2 separate regions of the Homo sapiens genome follow, and region 1 is linked to region 2. A link is a loop called in an ENCODE intact Hi-C map of the cell type or tissue named here. Cell type or tissue: sigmoid colon. All regions are shown on one strand. Each heading gives the region's core, and the rest is flanking DNA. Links, peaks and the distances in the headings are about the cores only. Region 1 overlaps PDZD2 (PDZ domain containing 2). Region 2 overlaps PDZD2 (PDZ domain containing 2).

The links. Peaks named below come from ENCODE experiments on the same cell type or tissue, not always from the same donor. Only the 100,000 strongest peaks of a DNase experiment are listed, where the experiment ranks them.
Region 1: it touches region 2 in a loop (1.8-fold over the local background); 5 of 110 quality-filtered maps call a loop at or near these places.

The regions. Positions count from the first base shown.
Region 1 is chr5:31,959,140-31,968,499 of GRCh38, forward strand. All of the region lies in intron 2 of PDZD2 (PDZ domain containing 2), which reads left to right. Among named protein-coding and RNA genes, the nearest start is that of MIR4279, 28 kb to the left of the region's middle. RefSeq lists an enhancer at 6,103-6,604. In sigmoid colon, for the core only: no CTCF peak of the experiment used is centred there; a DNase peak (open chromatin) is centred at 4,441.
Region 2 is chr5:32,014,112-32,023,471 of GRCh38, forward strand. All of the region lies in intron 6 of PDZD2 (PDZ domain containing 2), which reads left to right. Among named protein-coding and RNA genes, the nearest start is that of MIR4279, 83 kb to the left of the region's middle. RefSeq lists enhancers at 2,454-2,955, 2,956-3,455, 6,234-6,283, 6,304-6,413. In sigmoid colon, for the core only: no CTCF peak of the experiment used is centred there; a DNase peak (open chromatin) is centred at 4,100.

The sequences.
Region 1 (9,360 bases), core at 3,235-5,734, 54 kb before region 2:
CCAGGCTGGTCTTCAACTACTGACCTTGTGATCCGCCCTCCTCAGCCTCCCAAAGTGCTGGGATTACAGGCATGAGCCACTGCGCCTGGCAAAGCACTTTAATATATATATTTATATATATATATAAAATAATATATTAACTTAAAATGACTTTGTTATATAATCATGCAATATGTTATTTTTAACAGGTCTTAGGGTTGTACAAGACCACTTATTGTGAAAAGTTTGTTTGTTTTTGAGACAGAGTCTCACTCTGTTGTCCAGGCTGGAGTGCAGTGGCATGATCTCAGCTCACTGCAACCTCCTTCTCTTGGGTTCAAGCAGTTCTTCTACCTCAGCCTCCCAAGTACCTGGGATTACAGGCATGCACCACCACTCCCAGTTAATTTTTGTATTTTTAGTAGAGACAAGGTTTCACCATGTTGGCCACGAACTCCTGACCTCAGGAGATCTTCCCACCTCGACCTCTCAAAGTGCTGGGATTACGGGCATGAGCCACTGCACCTGGCCTGTTGTGAAAGTTCAAGAGTCAATAAAGCTTGGAAAAATCTAAAGCGAGGGAAGAAGCCTATGTTACCTTTCTAGGACAGCCATAGCAAACCACCACAAATTGGATGGCTTAAAACAATACAAAGTATTCTCTGACAGTTCTAGAGACTTGAAGTCTGAAGTCAAGTGGTCAGCAAGGTTGGTTCCTTATGGAGGCTTTGAGGGAGAAACCCACTTGGCCATACCTCTCTCTCAGTTTCTAGTGGTTGGAGGCATTCCTGGCATTTCTCGGCTGGTAGACACATCCCTCAGTCTCTACCTCCATCTTCACATCACCTTTTTCTATCTCTGCCTGTCCTTTTCTCTTATCAAGACACACTCATTGGATTTAGGGGCTGCCCTAATCCAGGATGATCTCCTCTTGATCCTTAACTAATTATATCTTCAAAGACCCTGTTTCCAAACAAGGTCACATTCTGAGGTTTCAGGTGGACAGGAATTTTAGGAGGGGTGCTGTTCAACCTAGATGCTTGCTTGCTTTCTTTTCTTTCCTTCCTTCCTTTTCTTTCCTTCCTTTCCTTCCTTCTTTCCTTCCTTCTTTCTTTTTGACGAAGTTTCACTCTTGTTGCCCAGGCTGGAGTGCCATGGCGCGATCTCGGCTCACCACAACCTCCACCCCCCAGGTTCAAGAAGATTCTTCTGCCTCAGCCTCCTGAGTAGCTGGGATTACAGGATTACACCACTACACCACGCCCGGCTAATTTTGTATTTTCAGTAGACACAGTTGGTCAGGCTGGTCTCGAACTCCTGACCTCAGGTGGTCTGCCGCCTCGGCCTTCCAAAATGCTGGGATTACAGGCATGATCCACGGTGCCCGGCCAACCCAGATGCTTTCTACTCCTCCATTTCCAGTTGGAGGCAGAGTTAGAATTCATAGTCCTAACCCACTCTCCTCTCTCCTCCACCTAGATCCTGTGCCTTCACCTCCTCCCAGCTTAGCTAACTCCTGCTGGACCACGAACCACTGCCACTTCCTAAGGAAAACCTTGCTATCCACATCTACCCCCAAAGCAAGCCAGTCCCCCTTTTATAAGCTTCTGAAGTAACCCGTGCTTCTGTTGAAGCATTCTTCATATAATTAGTGTTGTTTTTTTCATTTACGTAATGTAAATTTATATTATATATTTTGTACATTCTATTTAATATTTTATGCTATGTAATATTTTATATAAAGTATAATTTTGTTAACAAATGTGTATAATTCTTTTAATGAATTACATATTGACTGTAAACTCTGTGAGGGTGTAGGGACCGACTGACTTATTCATTGCTTTGTACCAGCACTGAGCCCAATGCCATCACTCAATTTTTGAACCATATTCTCTTTATAACATCACTTTAATTTTTCAGAGAAAATCTGCTCCTCAGCACAAGACTGACCCCCTTCTAGGTCTGCTATTGACTGCCTTATCAGGAATTCCCCTTTTGGGGATGCAGGCTGGGGGAGTTATGTGTTTTCTTTATTCAGCCTTCATGTCCCACAAAGCAGGGAAAAGATCAATGGTTGGATTTTGTGTTGTCTGAGGGATGTCTACATTGCCTTGAAATCTGAGGCAGGGCATTTAAAATACAGCTCCTTTGCCTGTAATCCCAGCGCTTTGGGAGGCCGAGGCTGGCAGTTCACTTTGAGACCAGGCGTTTGAGGGCAGCTGGGGAAACATGGCGAAACTCCGTCTCTACAAAAAAAAAAAAAAAAATTAGCCAGGCATGATGGTGTGCACCTGTAGTCTCAGCTACTAGGGAAGCTGAAGTGAGAGGATCCCTTGAGCTCAGGAGGTCGAGGCTGCAGTGAGCTGTGATCACACCATACACTCCAACCTGGGCAACAGAGTGAAATCCTGTCTCAAAAAATAAAATACAATACAGCTTCATTCATTGATCCTATTGAGATTTAAGAAAAGAATAGCATAAGGAAGCTCACTTTTCTTATTTGTTCTTCCTCTCAGTTGCTTTGTTTTGTTTGTTTGTTTTTTTGAGACGATGTCTTGCTCTGTCGCCCAGGCTGGAGTGTGGTGGCGCAATCTCGGCTCACTGCAGTCTCTGCCTCCGGTTTCAAGGGATTCTCCTGCCTCAGCCTCCTAACTAGCTGGGATTATAGGCATCCACCACCACGCCTGGCTAATTTCTGTATTTTTAGTAGAGACAAAGTTTCACTATGTTGGCTAGGCTGCGCCCACCTTGGCCTCCCAGATTCTGGGATTACAGGCAGGAACCACCAAGCCTAGTCTCAGCTGCTTTTTTTTACCCTTTCCCTCCCACCTTCTATCCACCACCCTGGCTCCAGGTAGAGAGAGAATTGGGTCATCTAAATTTTAAAAACAAATTTTCTTTAGACAGGGTATCAATAGTCTCTGATTTGGAACTTTAGCCATATGAAAGGGCCTTGTAAGGGTCCTTTAGACTTAGCCACACATTTGTTTTTTGAAGATGTTCCCAATGAAATTGGACCTTATAAACTTTGTGCCTGATGATTTAAAGAACCCCCTTTTTCAGCTCTTCTCTTAAGAAATAGTGTTGACATTTTCCACAGATCTGCTTGTGTATCTTAACTTCTCTTTCCTTTAAGTCATTTCTGACTTTTAGCAGTCTTTCCTTTAACTCCTCTCCTTTTGCTCAAACCCAAAGTACCTGGAGGCCGTCCCTTTTGAGAACAGGTGGTGCCAATACGTAAATCCTTTAGGGAAGTTGGACAGGAAGGGAAAATAAATAAATCTCACCTGACACTCTCAGCAGGCCTGAAGAGCTTGTCTCAGAGGGCGGCAACGAGTCTCTTAGGAGGAAATGTCTGCAGAGAGTCAGGGTGTGAAGTGTTAATAGCAAGAACCCCGTGGTTGAGTGGTGCTCTGCCCTTGGCAGTGCAGTGTCCTGGGCCTCCCCTGGAACCTATTTTGAGCCTGTTAAGCATCTGGTGAATTGTGTATCTCAAGTCCTGAACTGGGACTGCTGCCACCCGCATAAAGCTCCAATCTGCACGGAGAAGGAGTGTGGTTTGCACCCCAGCCTGGGGAGCTAGAACAAGTTGGGATGCCCCTGTATCTGTGAAGAGTATTTGTGAGTCTCAAGGGAACAGTGCCACAAGGGAAAACTCTCTTATCAAGGTTTCCTCCCTACCCCACCCAGAGATTTAAGGAACTCCTCTGTTCAAATGCTTTTGTTTCTGTCCCCTTCCAGATTCTTCCAGATCACACTCTTCCCGGTGTGAAGTTCAAGAAATAATTTTTCTCGGTGTTTGTTTTTCCATGCAGGCCCTGGCTTTGATTTTGCTTTTGGATGCTTTCCGTTTTCTCTAAATAGGAGGGTTCCAAGTCTAGTGTGTGCTGTCTGCCTGTTATTTCCTGCTGAGAACACTTGGTAATGAAGTGAGTTCCTAGTACTCTAAAACATGTTTGTGGCTCAAAAGCCCATACCTGCTCATACCTCTGAAGTCAGGCCAGACAAGAGCAGAGGCCCCAGCTATTCATGCTGTGGGCATTTTCTCCCAGAGCTGGACTTTGATGTCTGCAGAGACCTTCTCTTGACATTTAAAAACCATCACAATGTTGACTGACTAATGGCATTGTAATATGTTTAAACATTTAATATTACCACAACAGAGCTTTTGAAACTCCTGCCTCAGGAAAGGGAAAAACTTGATTTTTTCCTTTTAAAGGAGGCAGATGAGCCAAAAGGAAGGGCTTTTGCCCAAATATTTGTGACAAATGGAGGGAAGATAAGAAAGCAGCTTTTCTGACCGGTAGGCCAGAACAGGGTGGGTGCTGGGAGAGGCGGGGGCTGTGCACACACACACACGTACATCTGATTTATTCGTGGTAGTTGCTTGTGTCCGTGGGAGCAGCCTAGCCTGCATGTTTTACAGAATATTCAGGGGTCAGCTGATCCCGCAGCCTCGCTGGGATGGGCAGCCTCCCAGGCTCCACCTTGAGTCTTGGGGCAATTCCAGGACCTCTGGGATCATCCTCGGAGTTCAGGTCAGGCCAGAAGGCGTTCTGTTTTCCTGGGAGTTAAGAGTCAGACTCCAGCTGATGGACCGGGAAGCAAAACAAGAGTCCAACATTGGTCTGTATTTTGAAAAACATCTGTCTCATCTCTCTCTGGCAGAAGAGCGTGGCTTGCAGTTAGCCCCACTCTGTGCTTAGGGTCTATACTAGCTCAATCCCCCAATGCCCAGCACCCAGGCATGCCCACACACACCCCCATCCTTCTCAATGCCATGATGTAGGCCCACCCAGCCCTCACAATACGTCTTTGCCTCAAGGGGCCAGCAGGGGCTCTGCCTCTAGGGTACATTTGCCCCAGCTTTCCAGCCCTCGAGTTTTAGAGTCCATTTCTGACTCTCTGCCTGTTCATGTGAACTTGATTTTTCCAGAGATACTTTTTTTCCAGACATGGCTACAGTTCCTTTTGTCCCACTCCTACCACAGAACGTGTTTGGACCCACCACCCTGTGTGAGTTCACTTTTCAGGGCTTCCAGCCTGGACAGTCACAGCAGACCAGTTTAACTAGTTGACCTCTGATTACTCAGAACATTTCTGACTGAGAAAGGAACTAACGGTAATTGGTATTTACTGTGTGGCAGGTGGGAATCCCACCATCTGAGTCCATTATCCCATTGAAGCCTCCTGTAGGTAGATGAGCCTGAGGGACTCATCTCTGAAGTTATATGGCTTTTCCAAGGGCCCAAATGGCAGTGCTGAGACCTGAACAAAGGATAATCTTGCACCAGATAGTTAATATTCAGATGAATTTGGATAAAGCTTTTTAGGTATTAGGGACAGAGAGTCCTAATCGGAAGGGGCCTTTTTTTGTTGTTTTTTTCCCACTACCAGCCCACAGATTGAACAGAAATCTTTGTGGATGCCTTTCATCCAACCTGGCTTCCCAAATATGCCTCCACCATCTTCTTTTACATCAGATTAGCTAAGTCCTGTCCATTCCTGACCAGCCTGTTTTGACGACTGTTACTTCCCACCATCTCCTTTTTGGGAAATATTTGGTTGGTACAAAACTAATTGCGGTTTTTGCCTTTTTTTTATTTTTATTTTTTGAGGCGGAGTCTCGCTCTGTCGCCCAGGCTGGAGGGCAGCGGCGCGATCTCGGCTCACTGCAAGCTCCGCCTCCCGGGTTCACGCCATTCTCCTGCCTCAGCCTCCCGAGGAGCTGGGACTACAGGCACCCGCCACCACGCCCGGCTAATTTTTTTGTATTTTTAGTAGAGACGGGGTTTACACTGTACCGTGTTAGCCAGGATGGTCTCGATCTCCTGACCTCGTGATCCGCCCACCTCCGCTTCCCAAAATGCTGGGATTACAGGCATGAGCCACCGCGCCCGGCCAGTTTTTTTGCCATTTTAATGGCACCAACCTAATACTGATAGGGCTCCGATGAGTGGAGCAACACCAGGTTCTTCCTCTCCAGTCAAATTAGATAAAACGACACGGACACACGTGGAGTGGTTTTAAGGAGTGGTAGAGAGTTTAATAAGCAAGAAAGAAAAGAGAAAGCAGAAGGAAGAGGCTCTCCCATACAGAGACGGAGGAGAGCTCCAAAGCCAAAAGAAGAGACCCCCAAGTGGGGTGGAAACCAGCCAGGTATGTGTAGAGGCTGGAGGAGGCAGTGTCTGATTTGCATAGGGCACAGGGGATTGGTTTGACCAGACATGTCATTCATGTAACCTGCAAAAACATTGGCCCTCTCACCCTAGCCTTTTAATATGCAAATACAGGGCACCATGATGTTCTACACACGGGGGGATATGTTGCCAGGCACGTGTGGGGCAAGGGCAAGAAGACAACAGTGAGAATCGCCATGTTTGGGTAGACCCAGTTTCTAATGGCCTGTATTTGCATATCAAAGGTTACCGGCTCTAAGAGCTAGGGCTTTACAAGAAACTGCTTTCTGGAGCTGCTTTAAAAATGGAAACTTCGGCTGGGCGCAGTGGTTCACTCCTGTAATCCTAGCACTTTGGGAGGCCAGGGCACGTGGATCACCTGAGGTCAGGAGTTCAAGACCAGCCTGACCAACATGGCGAAACCCCATCTCTACTAAAAAATACAAAAAATTAGCCAGGCATGGTGGCACACACACCTATAATACCAGCTACTCGGGAGACTGAGACAGGAGAATCACTTGAACCCAAGAGGCAGAGGTTGCGGTGAGCCTGGATCGCACCATTGCACTCCAGCCTGGGCAAGAGTGAAACTCCGTCTCCAAAAAAAAACACCAACCAAAACACTTAAAATGCAATCCTTTATCAAGTTAAAGTGGGGCAAGTCCTCCTTGGGTTGTTTGAAGCTGCAGCCCTTCTCCTCATCCAAACCTGGTCATGATGAGCAGCATTAGGATGGGACTTTGGCATAGGGAATCCCAAGGTCATGGTAAGGGTTTTTGTTTTGTTTTTTGGGAATCAGACAGAGGCAGAGTTGAATCCCAGCTCTACTGTTTTCAGCTTTCTGACCTTGGGCGAGTTAATCTCTTTAAACCTCAGTTTTCTTACCTTTAAAAGACAGATTATGAATTCTACCTTGGTAGGGTTGTTTTAGATTGAAATGAGCTGATGTGTGTGTGCAGTTAACACAGTACACAGACTATAGGTACTGTAGTTAATATTGTACCTCCCCCCATGTCTTTTATAAAACCCACGTTAGTTTTTGGAACTCCTAAAATAAACATACCATTAAAAGCAAGCTTTGCATTTTCAACATTTGTGTTTGTGCATCCAACAATTTAGGGTTTCCTTAATGCTTCACTTACCATTATTTTTAAATTAAATCCCAGTAGATAAATTCAAATGCCTCTGCATTTTCCTGTCTGAATATAACTGAGAACCAGGGGTCGCAGAGAGATTGAACCCATCACAGTTTCAGTTGTCAACAGACCCATGAAGAGTGCACTGATCAGAATCCAAGACTTAAAAGTTGCTCTGTCAACATCTGTAAAGACATGGCTTATCCGTTTTTCTAGGCCAGGGTTCTGTTGGTTTAGTTTTCTTGTAATCAAAGTCCTATAAACCAAGAGGAAAAATTCGAAAGAATTGTGAAGACAGATGAACAACAGGGAAAATATCCGACTAACTTGGCTTCTAAGGAGTATCCTTTGCTTGGGGAGGAAGGTCACAGAACTTAGCAAGCCAGTCTGCATGAGCCATCGTAGATTAGGGGACTTGCCGGCCCCACCAGCCTGCCTGCCACAGAGCCTCTGAAAAGAAAGAGAAAATCAGATCTTCAAAAATGCTCCGTACACTGTAGAGAAGAGATTCAGGAGAACAGTGCGTGACCTTAGCCAGAACATGTTGATGGGGATAGTCATTTTTGCAATTTCTTGAATATCTTTTCTCTGCTGGTTTCAAAATTGTGAAGTAAATTCAGAAAAGAAGCCCACTATTTTGATGGAAGCTGTTTTGACATAAGTGAAACCAGGCTTGGCACAAGGTGGAAGCAGGCTCTGGCCCAGGGAATGGAGCGGACGCTGGGAAGAATTGAGGCAAGCTGGGGAAATTGTTTCAAGATGGAGCTGGATCCACTTGAAAGGGAAGGGAACTGGAGGGTACAGACATGCCGTCAATGTTTGAATTTGTGTGTGAGGAGCATCAAGTGCCTTCTGAGATACATGGACCCACGGGAATCTGCCTTCTTTTAGAGTCACCTCTGAGGAAGGTAAGGAGAGTGGCCGCCTTTTGGATGCTGCACTATGCGGGCTTGAGGATTACTTACTGGCCCGTTGTGACCTGTTGGATTTGGCTGGTTTGGAGAAAGTCAGGCAGAAATGGCAAATGTGCCAGCAGCTCTCACAGTGGAGGAACATGGGAGATGTGGCAGGGGCAGTGTGCAACTCAGCCCTTAGATCATCTTTGACACACTTTTCAGGGTGTGGTGGCCTTGAGGTTAGAAGATACATCAGACATAATCTCTGAGATACGGTCTGCCCTCAGTTATCCCTGGGCGTTGATAGTAGCCTCTTCCAAGGCAAGGCTAAGGGCACTGCTATGTGTAGGAAAGCACAGGAATTGCCACGGGCAGTGCACCTGGCAGGGCTGAAGACTTGGGGAGGAGGATGCCCTGGATTTTCTGTTTTTCAGCCCTGGGCAATCTTCAGCTCTGAAGGACAAGTCATAGCAAAGCCCCCTGTGATAGGAAATACATGTTTTTGGCTGGTCCAGGGAGCAGGGCACAGGGGAGGTTTGGAAGCTTATTAGCACATGAGCTGGGCCAAGAAAGTAGAGAGATTTGGACACAAATACATAGAGAAAGTAAAAAATAAAATGCAGTTGATATGATTGCATGGTAACATGAATATATTAGCATACACAACTGCTATAGACTGAATGGTCTCTCCACCCGGAATCGACATATTGAAATCTAATCCCCCATGCAAAAGTATTTGGAGGTGAGGCCTTGGGGAGGTGATTAGATCATGAGGGTGGTGCCTTCATGAATGGGATTAGTGCACTTATAAAAGAGACTTCAGTTCGTGACCAGCCTGGCCAACATGGTGAAACCCCATCTCTACTAAAAATACGAAAATTAGCCAGGCGTGGTGGTGCATGTCTGTAATCCCATCTACTCGGGTGGTTGAGGTAGGAGAATGGCTTGAACCCGAGAGGCAGAGGTTGCAGTGAGCCGAGATCGCACCACTGTGCTCCAGCCTGGGCGACAGAGTGAGACTGTGTCTCAAAAACAAAAAACAAGCTGGGCACGGTGGCTCACGCCTATAATCCCAGCACTTTGGGAGGCTGAGGTGGGTGGATCTCCTGAGGTTGGGAATTCGAGACCAGCCTGACCAACGTGGAGAAACCCTGTCTCTACTAAAAATAC
Region 2 (9,360 bases), core at 2,676-5,175:
AATGAAAGGACCACTTAAAGAAATGTGGTACTGTTTTAATCACCTGAGTTACAAAAAGCCTTTTAGTTCACAGATGATGATGATGAAACCTGCCGCCAAATTCTAGCCAGACATGGACTGTTTTTGCACCTGTATGTCGTCGTGTACTCCGAGCACTTAAGCTGAGCAAATGCAATACAAATGCTGAGGATCTGCCATGCGTCCCCTTATGATTTATTTTTAATGGCTACAATAAAGAGCAATGAGATTTTCCTCTCAGAAAGCTCCATCCATGCTTAGAATAAAACCATATGGTGAATATCAAGTTTAAGGAGTAGAAGCCAGTGAAAAAGAGAATGGGAACAGGATGGTGAAACCCCACAATCATTTGCATAATTGTCAGTCATCTCAGTGGGGTCTGGCTTCAGTGACAGGGCTCGCCGTCTGCCACGACTCACCCCCACTGTCACCACCACCACAAGATTAAAGACTGCCAGTTTGGTCTCAGAAATATCAAAGTCTAGCCCTTCCCCCATACCACCCATGGCCCTGTTCTACCTGATTGGCAGTTCTTCTCCGAATCTCTCTTCATTTTCTGCTCTGCAATGACAATTTCTTTTTTTTTTTTTTTTTTTTTTTTTTTTGAGATGGAGTTTCACTCTGTCACCAGGCTGGAGTGCAGTGGCGCAATCTCTGCTCACTGCAACCTCCACCTCCAGGGTTTAAGCGATTCTTCCGCCTCAGTCTCCTGGGGACTATAGGCATGTGCCACCATGCCCACCTAATTTTTGTATTTTTAGTAGAGAACGGGGTTCCACCATGTTGGCCAGGATAGTCTCAATCTCTCTCTTTTTTTTTTTTTTTTTTTTGAGACGGAGTCTCACTCTGTCGCCCAGGCTGGAGTGTAGTGGCGCAATCTCGGTTCACTGCAACCTCCGCCTCCTGGGTTCAAGCAATTCTCCTGCCTCAGCCTCCTGAGTAGCTGGCACTACAGGCACCCGCCACCACACCCAGCTGATTTTTGTATTTTTAGTAGAGATAGGGTTTCACCATGTTGGCCAGGCTGGTCTTGAACTCCTGACCTCAGGTGATCTGCCCGCTTCAGCCTCCCAAAGTGCTGGGATTACAGTCGGTAGCCACCGCACCTAGCCCGACAATTTCTTTTTTTCTAGAGACAGGGTCTTGCTCTGGCGGTACCCAGGCTGAAGTGCAGTGGTGTGATCATAGCTCACTGTAACCTCAAACTCCTGGGCTCAAGCAATCCTCCCACCTCAGCCTCCTGAGTAGCTGGGAGTACAGGTGCACGCCACCGCAGCCTGCTAATTTTTTAAGTACTTTTTTTGTAGGGATGGGGCGTCACTATGTTGCCCAGCCTGGTTTCAAACTCCTGGCCTCAAGCGATCCTCCCACCTCGGCCTCCCAGATAGCTGGGATTACAGAAGTGAGCCACCTCGCCTGGCCATGCAGTGACAATATTTTAAATGAGAATCTGGCATGTCGCTTAAATGTTTACGATCTCCAATAAAATGAGTGGCACATGCATTGTGATTATTGGCTATTCAAAAAAGGTTTGTGTCCTTTCTCAAGTGTAAATAATGTCTTTGAAAAAGAAAGAGATTTTTCATGAGAAAAATCTATTTTCTAGCCTTCTGAGAGAGAAACTTTAAATTGAAGAGAAGAGGAAGAGTTTCAGTATAATAGGGTGTGAAATGGGTGATACTTATTAAGTTGGAGCCTGTCTCCCTTTTTATATTTTTAACAAAGAAAAAAAAATGGAAGTAATGGTTGTCTTTGCCAAATCTGCAATTGTAAAGCTCAGCTCGGAAGAGTTTGTTTAGCACATCAATCAGGAGACCCGTATCCGGCTTCCGTTGCCATCAAGCAAATCAGTTCTAACATTTTTGGAATCACAAGTTTGGAAAAATCTTGGAGAACTTTTGGGCGATTCAGGTTTTAGAAGGAATAAGGGACCTGTTTCTTACAAGGAAAGAAGAGCAAAGCAGGACCTTCCGATTCTGTGAGTCTGATATGGGTGTTTGATTCTTCGTTGGTGGAACTGCCAGGGGTATGGGAGCCTGAAAGCCAGTATCCTCGAGTGTAGAAATGAGGCCTGTGGAAAGAAAGGAGAGGACCTCTTGTGTTTTATTTGGACTGAATAATTGATCAAATGTCCGCTCTAAATGTTTCCAAATGTGTCCGGGCAGTAAGGACTTCTGTTACAGCATCTGAATGTATCATTTTTGGTTGATTCGTGGTGTCCTAGATGGGAAACTCTCTCTTGTTTCGGGGTTGACCTGGTTTTTTCTGGCAAATTGAACTTAGAGTCTAATACAAAGAACAATGAATACCAAGGGTGTAAACCTGTGATTAGCATTAAAACAGAAAGACACGGAGTCTGACTGGAAGGCAGATCTTCGGAGTAGTACTGTTAATCCTGAAAGACACCAGCATGGAGCTCTGCATCTATGGGGAGCGCATGTTCTTCCCCTGAGGCCTTGAGGATAGAGGGTTACCACTTAGGCTGCTTCTATGGGCAGTGTGGGCTGAGCTCACAGTCTCTCTGAGCCCAGGGCAATCACAGCAGCCTCTGCTTATGGATTCCCCACTCTGCCCCTGGGTCAAGAACAGTCTGCCCTTCTCTTTGGACTTCCACTTGCTATTTATGTAACTTCAGGATTCACCTCTTCCAGGAAGTCTTCCCAGAGCCATACATCCTACCTGCCTGGGCCCCCAGCATGCAGTGTGCCCTATGTTGTCTTCCCTGGCCCTTAATTCAGATCGTAGTGACATTGTTATTCAAGTGACAGCTCATTTAATGTCATCCTCCATGAGGTGGAGGCTCCATGGGGGCAGGGCCCCTGTCAGGTTTGCTCACTTGCGTCTCCCAGGTCCTCACTGTCACTGTGTGTGTATGGAGATACATGGATGGTTGGACAGATGTGCAGATGGGGGATGGTTGGTGTACCCTCTCACCATCCCGCAATGCCCCCTGCATACCTCTCGTCGTAAGCTTTGGTCGCCTTCCACTGTCTTGCCCAGCATACCATGAATTTAAAATGGCCTGGGCCGGGCACAGTGGCTCACACCTGTAACCCCAGCACTTTGGAAGGCCTAGGCAGGAGGATCACTTGAGGTCAGGAGTTCAAGATCAGCCTGGCCAATACGGCAAAACTCCATCTCTACTAAAAATACAAAAAAATTAGCCAGGTGTGGTGGCTCACGCCTGTAATCCCATCTATGAGGGAGACTGAGGCACAAGAATCGCTTGAACCCCGGAGGCAGACGTGGCAGTGAGCCGAGATGGGTGCCACTGCACTCCAGCCTGAGTGACAGAGCCAGACCCTGTCTCAAAAAAAAAAAAAAAATTAGAAAAAAATAGTTTAAAATGGCCTTGGCACATAGTGGACATTTGTTTCTGTCCCCAAATGAGAGAAAGTCTCTCTGCTATGCCCTTCTGGGAATTTCTCTCTGGGATAAGAATATCAGTGATTTAGACATCATTTTTTGAAGTGTAACAATGGGAGAACACAGTGTCCCTTCCCTTAAAATAGGATATTTGTGGTAGCATCTCATTAACAGATAAGTAGATTTCTTCCTTTTTGTTTGGTTAAGGTTAGAAACCTGCAAGCAGCTACAGGGAATTTAGGACTTGGTTTTTTAATGAATCAGCAGCAAAAACAAAGGATTAAACATCCCAGGGGGAGTTGGTGAAGAAATAAGTGGGATATAAGTGAAAAGACCAAAAAGGCACCAGGGCAAAGAGCCCAGAACTGTGAGTGTCAGAGATGTGGGTTGTGGTAAACAACCATAAAGTGTCAGAACTGCAGGGAACCTTGGGGAGTAACTGGTCCCAACCTCGCATTTTATAAGCTGGAGATCTACAATGAGAGGGAAGACCGCAGGGCTCCACTGATAGCAAACTTGTTCCCCTGGAAAAGTCACATTATAGCTCAAGGCAGCTGTGAGGGGAAAAAAAGAGCCAGGACAAAGAGATGAATGCAGTGCTAGGAGTTCACAGACTGTACCGAAATGCAGAAGGATCACTGTTTATGCAAAAGCATGAATGGGCGCAGGGAGCTTCCACACTCCTGCATCCGGCTCATGTGCACTCTGGAGAGGCCTCCTTGGCAGGTCTGAGTGGAGTAGGGCCCAGGAGTCTGTGTTTCTGGTGATTCTGAAGCTCAGTGAGATTATAAAAAGTGAAAGTGGCAAGGCTTCTAAGAGTCTCCCAGCTAGGGGCTGGGCGATGCCCAGGGACCTCTGTGTGCACGGCGTTGAGACAAAGGGAGGTTTTAGGCCCCCAACTGTCTCCCTATTTTCTGCAGTTCAGGGACAGAGGGAGTGAGGCCAAGGTGTTTGTGGTGCTCGTGGGAAACTTAGAAGCACAGATCCCCCAACCTGCTCCGGATCCTCATGAGCACAGACTGGCTTGCACATCATTGTTCTCATTGCCTTCCCAGACACCAGTTCCTGTTATATAGACCAGAGCTGCTGATGCAGAAACTGCCTCATTCTCGGCACCAACCCGCAGCAGGCGGCCACACATGCCAATCCACAGCTCCCTGAGTTGTGCATTTTCTCCCCACTGTCCCAAACTGAACTTCTCTCTCTCCCCAACCTCAGCCCGGGACTTCCCAAGTAGGTCTCAGTTCACTTAGACGTTCCTTAAGCAACACTTCAGCTGGCACAGGACGTATAAAAGGTTGCTTGAAACTCAATGCCTTATGTCGGATTGCCAGAGCAAGATAGGAAAGACGAGACTGCAATGATTGCTGGTCTGAGAAAATAAGATTTACATTTGGGGGTGGTTTTTGTTTGGTTTGGTTTTATATTTAAGAAGATGAAGTGATTATTTAAGTGGGTGGAGGAAGAAAGGAGATAAGAGTAGTTACTTGGGCGAGATGAATTGCCTGGAAAACTGCTGAAGTTTGAATCCTGTGGCACACTCTCAGGGGCCTGTTCCAACTGGCTACCTGGCCTTGCTGCATTTTTATCTAAGGAGTTTGCAGTTCTCTAAGTAAACAGCTCATGTCATTTGCATAGAAAAGCTTTTTTTTTTTTTTTTTTTTGAGACAGGGTCTCACTCTGTTGCCCAGTCTGGAGTGCAATGGCACAATTATGGCTCACTGCAGCCTTGACTTCCTGGGCTCAAGAGATCCTCCCACCTCAGCCTCCTGAGTAGCTAGGATTACAGTTGCATGCCACCATGCCCAGCTAATTTCTTTGTATATTTTGTAGAGACGGGGTCTCCCTATGTTTTCTAGGCTGGTCTCAAACTCCTGGGCTCAAGCAATCCTCCCGTCTCAGCCTCCCAAAGTACTGGGATTGCAGGCGTGAGCCACGTTTCCCAGCCAGAAAAGCAAATATTGTATTTCACATGGATCCTCAAAGAGCAGTGGTCTCCATAATAGAATAGGCACACCCAGAGGAGAAGCCAGATGATCCCTTGGGGTGTGGAAGGAAAATAGTAGAATGTATGTAGGTCTTACCGTGTTTTAGATTGTTTTGTTTTATGTCTACGTTAGGCGTGCTTGATGGCTTCTCAGCCTAGAAAGACTGACATCATAGCATGGAGCATTAGGAAATACAGTTAAAAAAATTTCCTTAGTATGCAATCAACTTTATTATCGTTCTTTGGATTTGAAAAATTCTTTCAGATTTCAATGAAAATAAAATATGAATCATTGGAGCATATAATAAAGTTTCTTGGCCCTGAAGTTAATTTCTTTTATGAACATAATATGTAGAAGTCATGTAATGACTTTCTCACGGGAGGTAAGTTTCTTCCTGTCTTTGCGCATTTCATTAGTGTTCCAAGAAGGCTTCTCACCCCTGTTCCAAATTTTCCTCTTATTTGTACCACTCCTATTTGGTTAATTTCAGTTTATATGTCCTTAAGGGGTTTATGTCTGTGGTCCACAAGCTGAAATGTAAAGTAGAATATATATATATACACACATATATATATATTTTTTTAATTTAATTTTTTTTTTTTGAGACAGAGTCATCCTCTGTCACCCAGACTGGAGTACAGTGGCACAATCTCAGCTCACTGCAACCTCCACCTCCATGCCTAGCTAATTTTTGTATTTTTAGTGGAGACAAGGTTTCACCATGTTGACCAAGCTGGTCTCAAACTCCTGACCTCGTGATCCGCCTGCCTTGACCTCCCAAAGTGCTGGGATTACAGGCGTGAGCCACCACCATGCCCAGCCAAAATAGAATATATTAAGACTCAAAGGAAGATGGCTGTTCAGAAATGAAACTGAAATAAAAATTTCTTCTGCCATAGACAAAATTATGGCAATAACCACACGAAGTGGGAACAGGGTAACGTGGCTCATTTTTGCATCATGTATCTCAGGATAACTCTGTTTATGAGCTTCGCTGAGCCTCTAAGGTAACAAAAATCCTTGAGATGTGTCTTCTGAGACTGTAATGTAGATAATGTTGCTGCACTGTCAGAATCTTACTCTTAAGAGGAACAGGAGATCCTCACTTAGTTTCAGTTTCAGTTATTGTGCTGGATTATAGGCAAATGACAAAATGATCTTTTTTTTTTTCTTTTTTTTTTGAGACAGAGTCTCACTGTCACCCAGGCTGGAGTGCAGTGGCGCGATCTCGGCTCACTGCAACCTCTGCCTCCCAGGTTCAAGCGATTCTCCTGCCTCAGCCTCCCAAGTAGCTGGGACTATAGGTGCACACCACCATTCCTGGCTAATTTTTTGTATTTTTAGTAGAAACAGTGTTTCACCATGTTGGCCAGGCTGGTCTTGAACTCCTAACCTCAAGTGATCTGCCCACCTCAGCCTCCCAAAGTGCTGGGATTACAGGAGTGAGCCACTGCACCTGGCCAACAAAATGATCTTCGACGATGCATAGATGAGTTAGATAAATGGGCATTGGGTGCCGGGGGGAAAAAAACCCCACCTTACTTAAAGACTTCATGTGCATTGAAGACTTGGAATTTTTTTTTTTTTTTTTTACATTTTCCTCTTTTTAGCCACATCTTATGCAACATGGTAGCACACAGCCTGAGAAATAAAGCAAAATACAAGAGGTCAGAAGTTCCCCTGTGGAATCCAGGGCAGAAATTTCACAAAGAAATGGAGCGATTTAGGACAAACTCCTCACCCCACCCCCTACCGTTACTGTTTGCTTGCCTTGATTTTTTTTTTAATTGTTGTTGTTTTTGAGACAGCCTCGCTCTGTCACCCAGGCTGGAGTGCTGTGGCATGATCTCGGCTCACTGCAACCTCTGCCTCCCGGGTTTAAGCAATTCTCTTGTCTCAGCCTCCTGATTTCAAGCAATTCTCATGCCTCAGCCTCCCGAGTAGCTGGGATTACAGGCACCTGCCACCATGCCTGGGTGATTTTTGTATTTTTTAGTAGAGATGGGGTTTCACCATGTTGGCCAGGCTGGTCTTTAATTCCTGACCTCAAGTGATCCACCTGCCTCAGCCCCCCAAAGTGCTGGGATTATAGGCATGAGCCACCGCATCTGGCCTCCTGACAGAGACTTTCTAACTCCTCCACGCCTTCAGTAGTCTCTCCTTTCTCTGATTGCCAGTCTTACCTGTTTCTCACATTTTAGCACTTAAAATCAGAACGTCAGCTCCCGGTTTGTTAATGGGCAGGTGTTTTCCAAAATTTGTTGGTAAAGCTTTTGTTTGGATATTCAAATTTATTTCCCCTTGAAACAAATATATCTACTTAGTAAATATCTGTGGAATTATCTTTTAAGCTATGAGTAGCAAAAAAGGTGGCCTTTGTGTCACCCACTTACCCCTCCTCTTTAGCTCCTGGGGCAGACATCTGGAATTCTTCCTAGCACTCTTCCTGCTGATACCAGATACAACTGCAGTAGTTCATAACATGACCCTGCAGGTGCCCACAACCAAGGCATTGTACGAATCAATGCTGGATGACGGCCAGCCTGACATCTCCGTCCACACTCAGCACTGTGCTGGGTGCTTTGGGGATACAGAGATGGCAGACCCAGTCTTGTTTCTTCTCTCATGGTATTTTTTATATTCCATAATGAATTATGATTATTTCTGTACTTGTCTTCTTCTTTTTTCGTTTTGTTTTTTTGTTTTTTTGTTTTTTGTTTTTTTTTGGAGTTGGGGGATGGAGTCTCACTGTTGCCCAGGCTGGAGTGCAGTGGCATGATCTCTGCTCAGTGCAACCTCTACCTCCCGGGTTCAAGCAATTCTCCTGCCTCAGCCTCCCAAGTAGCTGGGACTACAGGCGCACACCGCCACTCACAGCTAATTTTTTTTTTTTTTTGTATTTTAGTAGAGATGGGGTTTCACCATGTTGCCCAGGCTGATCTCGAACTCCTGAGCTCAGGCAATCTGCCTGCCTCGGCCTCCCAAAGTGCTGGGATTATAGGTATGAGCCCCCGCACCCAGCCATTTCTGTACTTTTCATAGTCCCCTTTTCAGCATAATGAATCCTCAAGGAGCCATGTGCAATACTGACCTAGAGAAGAGATCTGATTCCTTCTGGGGATCAGTAGGGGTTCAATGGATGGGTGGCATTTGACTATTCCATAGGACTTCCACAGGAACACCTGCAGAAACTGATGACATTCTGGAACAGAAAAATAACATGTACAGTGGTCCTCAAATAGGAAATTTTGAAGTCTGTCCAGAAATCCACAAAGTCTATTGAGCAAAATGTTCAGCCCATGCTTCTAGTTTCAGACTATGGAATTTTGACTTCTTTTGCAAGGAAAGTGACTCACTGATGGCTTTTCAGTTGAGTGACAGGGTCAGAGTTTTTAAGATTACTCAAGCAGCGTGGCAGAGGAGGAGTGGGATTGAAGAAAGGCAGGATGGAGGTGAAAAGATGGATTTGGAGGCCTTTGCTGTACCTAGTCCCATTGAGAGGTAACCAGAGCCTGTGCTGCAGGAGTGATGGTCATGAGGATGGAGAGGCGGGAAGCCGTGTGAGTGACAGGCAATGGGAGGTCACCTGCCAGTCGGGGTGCTGGCTTCTGGGAGCAAGGGCCCCTTGGCATGGAGGGAGAGGATGAAAAGTTTCCTTCCCTTTTTTCCTGAAGGCAGGGCTGGCCCTATGCAATATTTTGAATGGGTTTCTATTTGCCTTTGAACCCTCATGTCATCCCCTCCTGCTCACTTGATGCCGGCTGTCTTTACAGGCCCCCGGAGCCCAGAGCTTTCATCCTGGTCTGAACTCTCCACTGAGGTCCCCACCGTCTCCCCTCCCAGACAGCCTCTCCTTCCTCCTTCTCCAAGCCACGTTCTCTCATTGCACCACCACCAACAACCCAAAAGACCAAAAAACAAACCAACCTTTTCCATTTTTCCAAGCAGTGTGTTTGTTAGGAAAGCAATCTGACTTAAAACCTATTTA